2 separate regions of the Homo sapiens genome follow, and region 1 is linked to region 2. The links are chromatin contacts, found by Hi-C or POLR2A ChIA-PET in ENCODE. All regions are on one chromosome and are shown on one strand. Each heading gives the region's core, a stretch centred on a gene start or an enhancer-like site at or near the end of the contact. The rest is flanking DNA. Distances are from core to core; before and after follow the strand shown. Region 1 holds the start of TNK2 (tyrosine kinase non receptor 2). Region 2 holds the start of TM4SF19-AS1 (TM4SF19 antisense RNA 1).

Region 1 (4,953 bases), core at 1,450-3,949, 410 kb before region 2:
GAATTTTTTAGAAGACATTGTTAAGAGGATCAAAATACAAAGCCACAAGCTGGAAAAAAGATTTGTAAATCACATACCTGATAAAAGGCTTATATCCAGAATATATCAAGAACTCTTCAGAACTCAACACGAAAAACCCTACACAATTAAAAATGGGCAAACGATCTGAACAGACACAGCACCAAAGACATACGTATGGCAAATGAGCACATGAGAAGATGCCCGACAACATGAGTCATTAAGGAAATACAAATTAAAATTGTAATGAGATACCACTACAGACATGAGAGTGTCTAAAATTAGAGACTGACCACATCGAGATGTGGACATATCAAAGACATGGACAAACCAGAACTCTCATACACAGTGGATGAGTATATAAAATGTACAACCACTTTGGAAAACAGTCTGGCAGTTTCTTAAAGGTTAAATGTGTACCTACCACATGACCCAGCCATTCCGGTCCTAGGGATTTACCTAAGATAAATAAAAGTGTACATCCACACAAAGACTAACAAACACGTTCACAGCAGCTTTCTCTGAAAACCCATCAACAGGTCAATGGATAAACAGACTTTGGCACACGTGTACAATGACTGTTGATACGCGCAACCACCTGGACAAACTCCAAAATACTTCTGTTGAATGAAAGACGCGATTCCGTTTACAGTAAATGCTGCAAACTCAGACACAGTGACAGAAAGTAGACCAGCCTGTTACCTGGGGTAGGGGATGGCAGAGGAGCGGGGGATGGAGGGGTTCCACAAGAAAACTTCTGGGGACAGGGGAATAAGGGGGATGTTCACTATCTTGAAGGTGGGGGTGGTTTCACGGGTATATACACAGGCCACAACTTATTAAATTGTGTGTTTTAAATATGCTCAGTTTACCATATGTCATTATATCTCAATAAAACTGTTATTTAAAACAAACAAAAAGAAACACTGCATCTTCTAGACGAAGCACAAGGTGGGGGCTAATCCCGGGCTCAGGGGCCAGAGGGAACAGTCTGACCCTTCCTCCCTAACATCTGCCGGGGCTCCGGGGAGGTGGGCACCAGGCTCCAAAGGGCCTGAGGTTTCTTTACTCACGACACTGCAGGGGAAGTCCTGGCCCACCGCAGACACCAAGAAACTGAAACCTAAAGACATTATGTTGCCCAAGGAAGTTACACAGCTTGTAAGCGATATAACCAGATCAAAAGCAATCTGTGTGATGCCAAGGCCTTTCTCCCATTCATCTACCACAAGTTCAAAAACGCCGACCTGAAATAAGTAGGTGAAGATTGTGTGTATGTGTTTAAAACAGACCGTTCTCTCCACTGAAGCCAGACAGTGAGAGCCACTCTGGCCATTCCAGAAGCGTCAGGCACCGTGGGCACAGCAGCTGAACTTCCGGTGCATGAGTGTTTGGGTGGCAGCGCGACAGGCATGGGATGAAGCTGACAGGCGGGTTTGAGTTTGTCTGAGGAGCGGGCTAACCGGCTCCTCCAGCAGCTGCTACCTCCAGCACCACTCCCTCTGCCCCCAGAGGAGAGCACCCAGTCTGGTTCGGGACAGGGGTCTGGGTCCATCTGACTCACAGCCACACCTCGGGCTGGGGCAGAGGAGGGTCCTCTAGCTAAGGCCCTGGGCAAGCAGCAACCCTGCACCCATCCCCACCCAGGGGCAGGGGAAGCAAGCACCTGACAGTGCCAGGTAAGAGGCGAACAGCTCTAGGAGAGTAAGGCCCACAAGCAGCCCGCCAAGCCCCCTGGGGGCACGAGGCGGAATGAGTAGGTCTGGCACTCAGGCCACGAGGGAGTCAACAAGCCAAATACAGCCCCCACCCTTGGCCCCTACAAGCCCTACCTCTAGACTGGGCTGGGAGCTCCTGTCCTGACAGGTGCAGAGCCCATGATACCACAGCGGCCCATCTGCAAACCTCCCCAGGGTGGGGCCACAGAGGCAGCCCAGAGCCCTGGGGTGCAAGTGCACCCTCCTCTCCCGCCCCTCTAACGCTGGGTCGTCCCACCCAGAGACGAGAGGGCTCACCAGTTGCTCTCCCTCCTTCCGCCCACTAATCATCCTTGGCTCTGGGCCCTCAGGGTAAATCAGCTGTGACAGGACGGCGTGGCAGAAGCGGGCCAGGCTCGTGCCGTACCCAAGCCACTAGCTGTCACACTCATCTCAGCTCACGTGACCAACAGGGTTACAAGATAAGGTTCTGTTAATCCCACGCTGCCCTCTTCCCTTCTGTGGGACGTGTTTTGAGGACTTGTGTGTTGACTGCACCATGCAGAGCATATAGCATGGAGGCACCCCTACTGCCATCGGGGGGCAGGTGGAGGGGGGACCGTCCTGCAGCTCCTCCCTGGGGCTACCCCTCTCTTCCCTCTGCACAGACCTGGCAGCCACCCAGACGTCCCGCCTGCTGCCTAGACTCTAAGAAGATGCCCTATCACTCCAATTACCATACACAGTACTGGCGGGGGAGAGGTCCTGCCTTGCCGCTGAAAACTGCACTGCTTCCTCCCTCCAGGGATGAAAGGCCAAAAGAACGAGGGCAGTGTGGAGTCTACGCTCTCGCCAGGGACCTGCAGCCTCTCACTTCCAAGCACACCAACTCCAGCTAACAGGACTGGGCTTCCTTACCTGCCGCCTTCCGCTGCCTCCCCGCAGACACAGCTTCAGCGACGCCCAGGCTGAGACGGCAGAAGAGGTTCCCGCCGGCCGCGGCCTGCCCTCAGGCAGTGGCTCCCAGAGCTCAGCGGTTCCCCGCACTCTTCTGCGCCCGACTCCCCATGCCCCTACATCCTGCGTCCCCTTCAGCCCCGGAGGTACCGTGGGGCCCGGGCCTGCCAGTCACCACCTCCTCCTCCGCCGGCGCCTCCGGGTCCTGAGCCCCTCGCCGGGTCCCTCTCCCTCCTGGGGCTCCTTCCCGTTCAGGTAGGTTTCCTGGACAGCCCGCACCACCTGTCCCTCCTGCACCCCGGGCAGCCAATTCGCCTCTTGCACCCCCAGGCGCCCCTCCCCCGCAGGCCCCCGGGGCCCCACCGGCCGGGCCCTCCCCACCAGCTCGGGGCGGCTTCGGGGCGCCGGGGCCGCTCCCAGGACCACCGCCTCCCGCCCGACGCTCTCCCACTGCCGCTCCCCCAGTTCGCCGGAACTTTCCGGCCCCTCCCTGCGCTCGCGGGGGCCTTCCCCGGACTCGGACGCCGGTTCGGGCTGCTGCAGCAGCCTCCGCGGGCTCCCCTCCCCGCGCTCCTGCACCCCGGCCCGGGCCTCGCCGCGCTCCTGCACTGCGGGGCTGCCTCCGCCCTTCTCCTGGTGCTGCCCGCGGGGCCCCAGCCCCTCCTCCTGCGCCACAGGCCAGCCCGCCGAGCCCGTCCACCACGGCGGGCGCCCCCAGCCCGCGCCGTCCGGCGGCCCCCACACCACCCCCCGGCTGGGCTCGTGGCCGCGGCCGCCGCGCTCCTGCAGCCCCGGGCCCACCCCGCCCTCCTCCTGCACCGCCGGGCCCACCCCGCCCCGCTCCTCCACGCCGAGCTTCAGCCCGCGGAGCTGCTGCGGGCCCCAGCTGAGAACCCCTACGCGCTGCGGCTGCTGCTCCGGCAGCGCAGGGCTCAGCCCGCCGCGCTCCTCCTGCGCGACCCGCCGGGGGCCCCCGACCGGCTCGGCCCAGCGCACTCGCTTGCCCCCCAGAGGCCGCGCGCTCCCACCCCTCCAGATGGTGCTGCCCTCGGCGCCCGCTCACACCGCCCGCCCGCCCCGGCCCTCCCCTCCCGCCCCGGGCCGCCCCCGAGTCCCGCGCCCGCCTCCCCGCCCTCGCCTCCGGGCGTCAACGTCGGCCCGCCGGGCGCCCGCCCCGCGCCGGCCCCCGCAGGTGAGCGCCCGCCCGCCGTCCCTCCTGCCGAGCGCCCCGAGCCCGCCTGCGCCTGCGCCTGCGCCGCCCCGGGGTGGGGGGTGGGGGGGAGTCGGCCCGCCCTCTTAAAGGGCCCGGCCTCATCGCTCCTCCCCCGGCTCCTCCCCCAGCCTCCGGGGCCCTACCCCGCTCTCCCCGACTCCCCCGGGCCCGGCCTGCGCCTTCCTGCGGTGCCGAGGAGCGGTGGCGCCCTGGGTGAAGAAGTCCCGCCGAGTCGAGGGGCGCAATGGAGGAGCGCCGGAACAGGTCTCTCATTCCGAGTAGCTACCGTTGCACTGTGCGAGTGTAAAAGTCACTTCCACCCGGTCTCAGTTGTTCCAACCTCAGTTGAAGTGAGGAGGTTGGACTGGAAGGTTTCTGGGGTCACTCCAGTGAGGCTGGGGTTCTAGTCCCAATCTCACCGTGGCACCCCAAAGGCCCAGAAACCCGGACCATCACCTCTCTTTCCCCGGGGCCAACGGAGCACTCCTGAAGGAGGGAGGGTTTGTCTCAGGCCTGACGATTCCTGATGAGGACTTGGGCAGAAACAGCCCCAGGCAAGCGGACCTTCATTCCTGCACTTGAGCCGTCTCCTCCCTGCCCCCACCCCAGAAGGAGAAAACCCAGCGCTCGGATTCCCAGCGGCGGGGCAGCCTGCAGGCCCTGTTCCCAGCCCACAGACCCATGTCCCAGCCCAAACGGAGGCAGCCCTGGGCAGCGGGCGCGTGGAGCCCAAGGGCTCAGGGCCACTCAGCCCTTGTTACTGTCCCTCATCTAGAAAATGGATGTAATAACAAAACAGTTCACGGTAGGTGGCAAGATCAGACACATCGGAAACTGTGTAGGGCTGGCTCTTTCTGCGCTCACACTGTCCAGCAATGGGCCCCAGGGACTTGGCCAGAGCGCAGTAGGGCAATGAGAAAGGGGTGGCTTCTGGAAACCTACACGAGGCCCAGTCTGGGTGGATTTGGGTGGCGGTCCCTTGCCTGCGAGGTGGGCAGGGCAACTTTCTACTAAATTATCTAACACTGCCAGTAATGGCAGCCCTTCCCCAGGGAGCCAGGAGGCTGG
Region 2 (5,165 bases), core at 1,899-4,398:
AGAAAAAGTTGTCTTTAATAGAATCCACAGCTAACATTCTATTTACGTTTTTTTAATAGAGATGTTTTATTTTTTTATTTTGCTTTTTTTTTTTTTTGAGACAGAGTCTCACTCTGTCACCCAGGCTGGAGTGCAGTGACGCGATCTCAGCTCACTGCAACCTCCACCTCCTGGGTTCAAGTGATTCTCCTGCCTCAGCCTCCCAAGCAGCTGGGACTGCAGGCGTGTGCCACCACACCCAGCTATTTTTTGTATTTTTAGTAGAGACAGGGTTTCATCGTGTTAGCCAGGATGGTCTCAATCTCCTGACCTCGTGATCCACCCGCCTCAGCCTCCCAAAGTGCTGCGATTACAGGCGTGAGCCACTGCGCCCGGCCTTTATTTTGCTTTTTAATACACATGAGGTCGGCTGGGCGCGGTGGCTCATGTCTGTAATCCCAGCACCTTGAGAGGCCGAGGCGGGTGGATTACCTGAGGTCAGGAGTTTGAGACCAGCCTGACCAACATGGAGAAACCCCGTCTCTACTAAAAATACAAAATTAGCCAGGCGTGATGGTGCATGCCTGTAATCCCAACTACTCAGGAGGCTGAGGCAGAAGAATCACTTGAACCCGGGAGGCGGAGTTTGCAGTGAGCCAAGATCATGCCATTGCACTCCAGCCTGGGCAACAAGAGTGAAACTCCATCTCAAAAAAAAGAAAAATAGACATGAGGCCTCACCATGTTGCCTAGGCTGGTACTGAACTCCAGAGCTCAAGCAATCTTCCTGCCTTGGCATGCTAAAGTGTTGGGATTGTAGGCGTGAGCCACCACACCTGGCCCCAATGTCCTTTGTTTAAAGATGGAGAGGGGGCAAATGGGTAATACTGACTCTGTGAAGAGAATGAGTCATTTCCAGTTATCACCATGATTACCTTTTAATTTATCTTTAATGTTTTCTGATAAATGTTTTGTAAGCTGAGGCATTTCTTCTGGAGAATATTCAGCATTTGCCAGTTCCTCCTTGAGCACAGCATGGATACAGTCTTTAACCACAGAGGGCCTGAACCTGAATGGAACAATTTGTGAACATCCAGTCGGTGACTCCACAACCCCAGCTTACCTTCATACCGCAACTTCTCCCATCTTTTTGTCATTAGTACCACTTAATCCTTCTTTTTCATATTTTTTATTATAAAATATAAACAAATTAAGACAAATCATAGGCCACATGTGTATCTTCAACCTGGACCTGCACTGAACTTCAACACATTCCAACTCATGCTCCATATGAATGTTTATTAGGCAACTCAATACATCCAATAATGAGCTTCTCATACTCCCCTCTCCCCCAAAACAAAATATATACTTGTTGTTAATTTTGTTCTGCACGCTTTCACAAAATAAAATAAAATAAAATAAAATAAAAAAATACGGCTGAATGGCATTCTGGGCATTCAGAACCTTTTACCAAGATAACTGAGGGTATCTTTCTCTGTGTTCATTCTACCCAAGGGAAAAATCCTGTATGAAATTTGTATCACTTTTTCTGTGAGTTACCAAGAGAATAAAAATAAACAAAGAAATTTGTATCACATTATAATCAAAATTCCTGTTTTCCATATTTGCCAAGCAAATATGGGGTGTGTGTGTGTGTGTAAAGTTAGTGATCTTACAAACCTAGCTGAGTACCCTCTGCTCTGGCCCGTGAGCCTGACATTTTTTTCAGTGTGTGTGTGTGTGTGTTGTGTGGTGTGTGTGTGTGTTGTGTGGTGTGTGTGTGTGTGTGTAAAGTTAGTGATCTCACAAACCTAGCTGAGTACCCTCTGCTCTGGCCCGTGAGCCTGACATTTTTTTCAGTGTGTGTGTGTGTGTGTGTGTGTTGTGTGGTGTGTGTGTGGTGTGTGTGTGTGTGTGTGTGTGTGTAAAGTTAGTGATCTTACAAACCTGAGTACCCTCTGCTCTGGCCCGTGAGCCTGACATTTTTTTTCAGTGTGTGTGTGTGTGTGTGTGTGTGTGTTGTGTGTGTGTGTGTAAAGTTAGTGATCTTACAAACCTAGCTGAGTACCCTCTGCTCTGGCCCGTGAGCCTGACATTTTTTTTCAGTGTGTGTGTGTGTTGTGTGTGTGTGTGTGTGTAAAGTTAGTGATCTTACAAACCTAGCTGAGTACCCTCTGCTCTGGCCCGTGAGCCTGATATTTTTTTCAGTGTGTGTGTGTGTGTGTGTGTGTGTGTGTGTAAAGTTAGTGATCTCACAAACCTAGCTGAGTACCCTCTGCTCTGGCCCGTGAGCCTGATATTTTTTTCAGTGTGTGTGTGTGTGTGTGTGTGTGTGTGTAAAGTTAGTGATCTCACAAACCTAGCTGAGTACCCTCTGCTCTGGCCCGTGAGCCTTAATCCTAGCGAGGGCTCGCTGCGGTGGTCTAAGGGCCTCCAGATCCCACCCGGGTAGGACTTCGCACAGATGCAGCTCCCGCGCCGGGAGTGAGCCCATCCTGGCACCCGTGTGCACAGTCACCCTCGAATCACGGCTGAACGGCATCCGACGCGAGTGGCTTCCTGCCTCTATTCTACCCATCTCCTTACTCAGGACGCCATCGCGGGTTTCCCAGGGCCAACCATTCCCGCCGCGCCACCCTAAGACGCGCCCGGCGCCCAAACACTGAGGAAGCGGGTGGGGTCCCCTGCGGCCCCTGCAGCGGGAGGGGCGCCCGGACGTCACAGCAGGGCCGCCCGCCCGCCTCGCGGCCTCCCGCCTCCCGCCCCGCGGACCCCGCGCGTCCCCCGCGCTCCTTCCGTGGCCCAGGTCCCAGGCGAGCTCCGCCCCTCAGACCAGCGCGCTCGAGGTCGCCCCGCCACAGCCCGTCCTCTACCCGCCTCTGCTGGAAAACAGGCCGCAGAATATAGGTGTTCTCGGGCTCCCCTGCGTTCTTCTCAGCCTCAGGCACCCCGTCGCCCACCGAGAAGGACACTCCGATGGACGTGGCCATGCCGGGGCTTCTCGGTCCGGGCGTAGCTCGCGATGAAGGCCTAGCGGGTTGCGGTCGCGGCCGGCAGCAGGGAAAGCGTCTCCAGGGCAACAGGGCCGCCCTCCCGCCTCGCTGAAGCCCGCGAGCGCCCCGCACAGCCGCCCTCCCTGCCCGCGCCTGCGCACCGGCTGCTGGGCGGGAACTGGTCGCGTCCGGACGCGCGACAGCTTCCACCCGCCTCAGGCAGTATCAGCCGCGCCGCAGTCGGAGGAAATAGACGCGGGGCCTGAGGCTCCTGGACTTGAGGTATTAGGCTGGTGCAGAAGTAATTGCGGCGGCCGGGTGCGGGGGCTCAGGCCTGCAATCCCAGCACTTTGGGAGGCCGAGGCGGGCGGATCACCTGAGTCAGGAAGAGTTCAAGACCATCCTGGCCGACATGGTGAAACCCCATCTCTACTGAAAATACAAAAATTAGCCGGGCGTGGTGGCGCGTGCCTGTAACCCCAGCTGCTCTGGAGGCTGAGGCAGAATAATCTATTGAACCCAGGAGGCCGAGGTTGCAGTGAGCCGAGATCGCGCCACTGCACTCCAGCCTGGCGACAGAGCGAGACTGCGTCTCAAAAAAAGAAAAAAAAAAAAAAAGGAAGGAAGGAAAGAGACTTAGGCTGCATTCCCCGCTTTTAAAAATATATATTTATTTTTATTTTTTTAAACGAAGTCTCGCTCTGTCACTCAGGCTGGAGTGCAGAGGCGCGATCTCGGCTCACTGCAACCTCCACCTCCCAGGTTCAAGCAATTCTGCCTCAGCCTCCCAAGCAGCAGGGATTACAGGCGCGCCCCACCACGACCGGCTAATTTTTTTTGTATTTTTATTAGAGACGGGGTTTCACCATATTGGCCAGGCTGGTCTCCAACTCCTGACCTCAGGTGATCGCCCACCTCGGTCTCCCGAAGTGCTGGGATGACAGGCGTGAGCCATCGTACTCTGCCGCATTCCCTGCTTATAAGCACCAGTCCCTGGTCCTGTTTTAGAAGGCTGTTGTATCTTGGCCTCTGCTAGCTTCAAAAACTAAGGCCCGATGAGGTAGCTCGTGCCTGTAATCCCTGTTTACAGGAGAGGCTGAAAGGGCAGGGATTCCTTTTTTTTTTTTTCCCACTTGAGACAGGGTCTTGCTCTGTTTCTCAGGCTGGAGTGCAGTGGCACACTCACCGCTCACTTCAGCCTCGACCTCTTGGACTCAAGCAGTCCTCCCACCTCAGCCTCTGGAGTACCTGGAACTACAGGCGAATGCCACCGCGCGTGGCTAATCTTTTTAATTTTTGTAGAGATAGGATCTGGCTATGCTGCCCAGGCTACTATTGAACTCTTGGGCTCAAGTGATTATCCCACCTCAGCCTTCCGAAGTGCTGGGACTACAGGCATGAGCCATCACAGCCAGCTGGGATATTGTTTTTCGAATCGCTGTCATGTTCTGTACTATATGCAGTTCCTGAAAGAATGGAGGCAAGAAGGAGTCAGCTAACCACTGTGAACTGTCTTAGTGCCAAGGACCCACCCTTCTCTCCTTGGGGTCCTGCTGACCCATCAGAATAGGGCTGAGCCAGGATGGGGCTTGTGGAGATGATGTGTATGAGTGTGCATGCACTTGTGTGTGCATGCCTAACATCCAAAACTAGATATAAATTCTTTAAACTTTTCATTAGTTGGCCAGGCACGGTGACTCGCACCTGTGATCCCAGCACTTTGGGAGGCCGAGGCGGGCGGATCATGAGGTTAGGAGATCAAGACCATCCTGGCTAACATTGTGAAACCCGGTCTCTACTAAAAATACAAAAATTAGCTGGGTGTGGTGGCATGTGCCTGTAATCCCAGCTACTTGGGAGGCTGAGGCAGGAGAATTGCTTGAACCAGGGAGTCGGAGCTTGCAGTGAGCCGAGATCACACCACTGCACTCCAGCATGAGACTCTGTATCAAAAAAAAAAAAAAAAAAAAAAATTCTGCGTGAGTTGTGTGGAGGTGTCAGTACCTTTCCCCAGCAAGAGAAGCTTCTCCATATCAGGCATATCCTAGCCATGACCCTGAAACTAACCAGCCAAGAGGGAAATGTGAGACAAGCCCAGGCAAGCTTCCTGGATGTTGTATGCAGGAATAGGATGTGCTCTCTGGACTTGGAGACTTCCTGCCTGCTCAAGAGGCTGTGCCTCCTTGTGTCTCC

The links. A loop is a pair of places that touch in the nucleus more often than their neighbours do. ChIA-PET counts read pairs that join two places held with the same protein, here RNA polymerase II (POLR2A). Pooled maps may share reads with other maps.
Region 1: a loop to region 2 is called in a pooled map, with 4 times the contacts of the local background. The contact joins the promoter of TNK2 here to the promoter of TM4SF19-AS1 in region 2. A Hi-C loop is called at or near these places in 6 of 50 pooled maps. POLR2A ChIA-PET finds 5 or more read pairs at or near these places in 3 of 52 experiments (WTC11, activated T-cell and activated naive CD4-positive, alpha-beta T cell).

The regions. Positions count from the first base shown.
Region 1 is chr3:195,905,852-195,910,804 of GRCh38, forward strand. TNK2 (tyrosine kinase non receptor 2) reads right to left here and starts at 2,700. Exons shown (of 16, transcript NM_001382273.1): 1 at 2,634-2,700. TNK2-AS1 (TNK2 antisense RNA 1) reads left to right here and starts at 2,225. Exons shown (of 2, transcript NR_145450.1): 1 at 2,225-2,927; 2 at 4,014-4,953. RefSeq lists enhancers at 914-963, 1,014-1,243, 4,234-4,283 and silencers at 2,914-3,163, 3,214-3,403, 3,454-4,103.
Region 2 is chr3:196,315,184-196,320,348 of GRCh38, forward strand. It overlaps TM4SF19-AS1 (TM4SF19 antisense RNA 1), which reads left to right and starts at 3,149. Exons shown (of 2, transcript NR_046724.1): 1 at 3,149-3,254. DYNLT2B (dynein light chain Tctex-type 2B) reads right to left here and starts at 3,057. Exons shown (of 5, transcript NM_152773.5): 1 at 2,857-3,057; 2 at 915-1,048. The coding sequence starts at 2,969. It overlaps TM4SF19-DYNLT2B (TM4SF19-DYNLT2B readthrough (NMD candidate)), which reads right to left. Exons shown (of 6, transcript NR_037950.1): 6 at 902-1,048. LOC107986031 (a long non-coding RNA gene) reads right to left here and starts at 2,408. Exons shown (of 2, transcript XR_001740547.2): 1 at 1,791-2,408; 2 at 1,259-1,659. RefSeq lists a silencer at 2,577-2,826 and an enhancer at 2,887-2,986.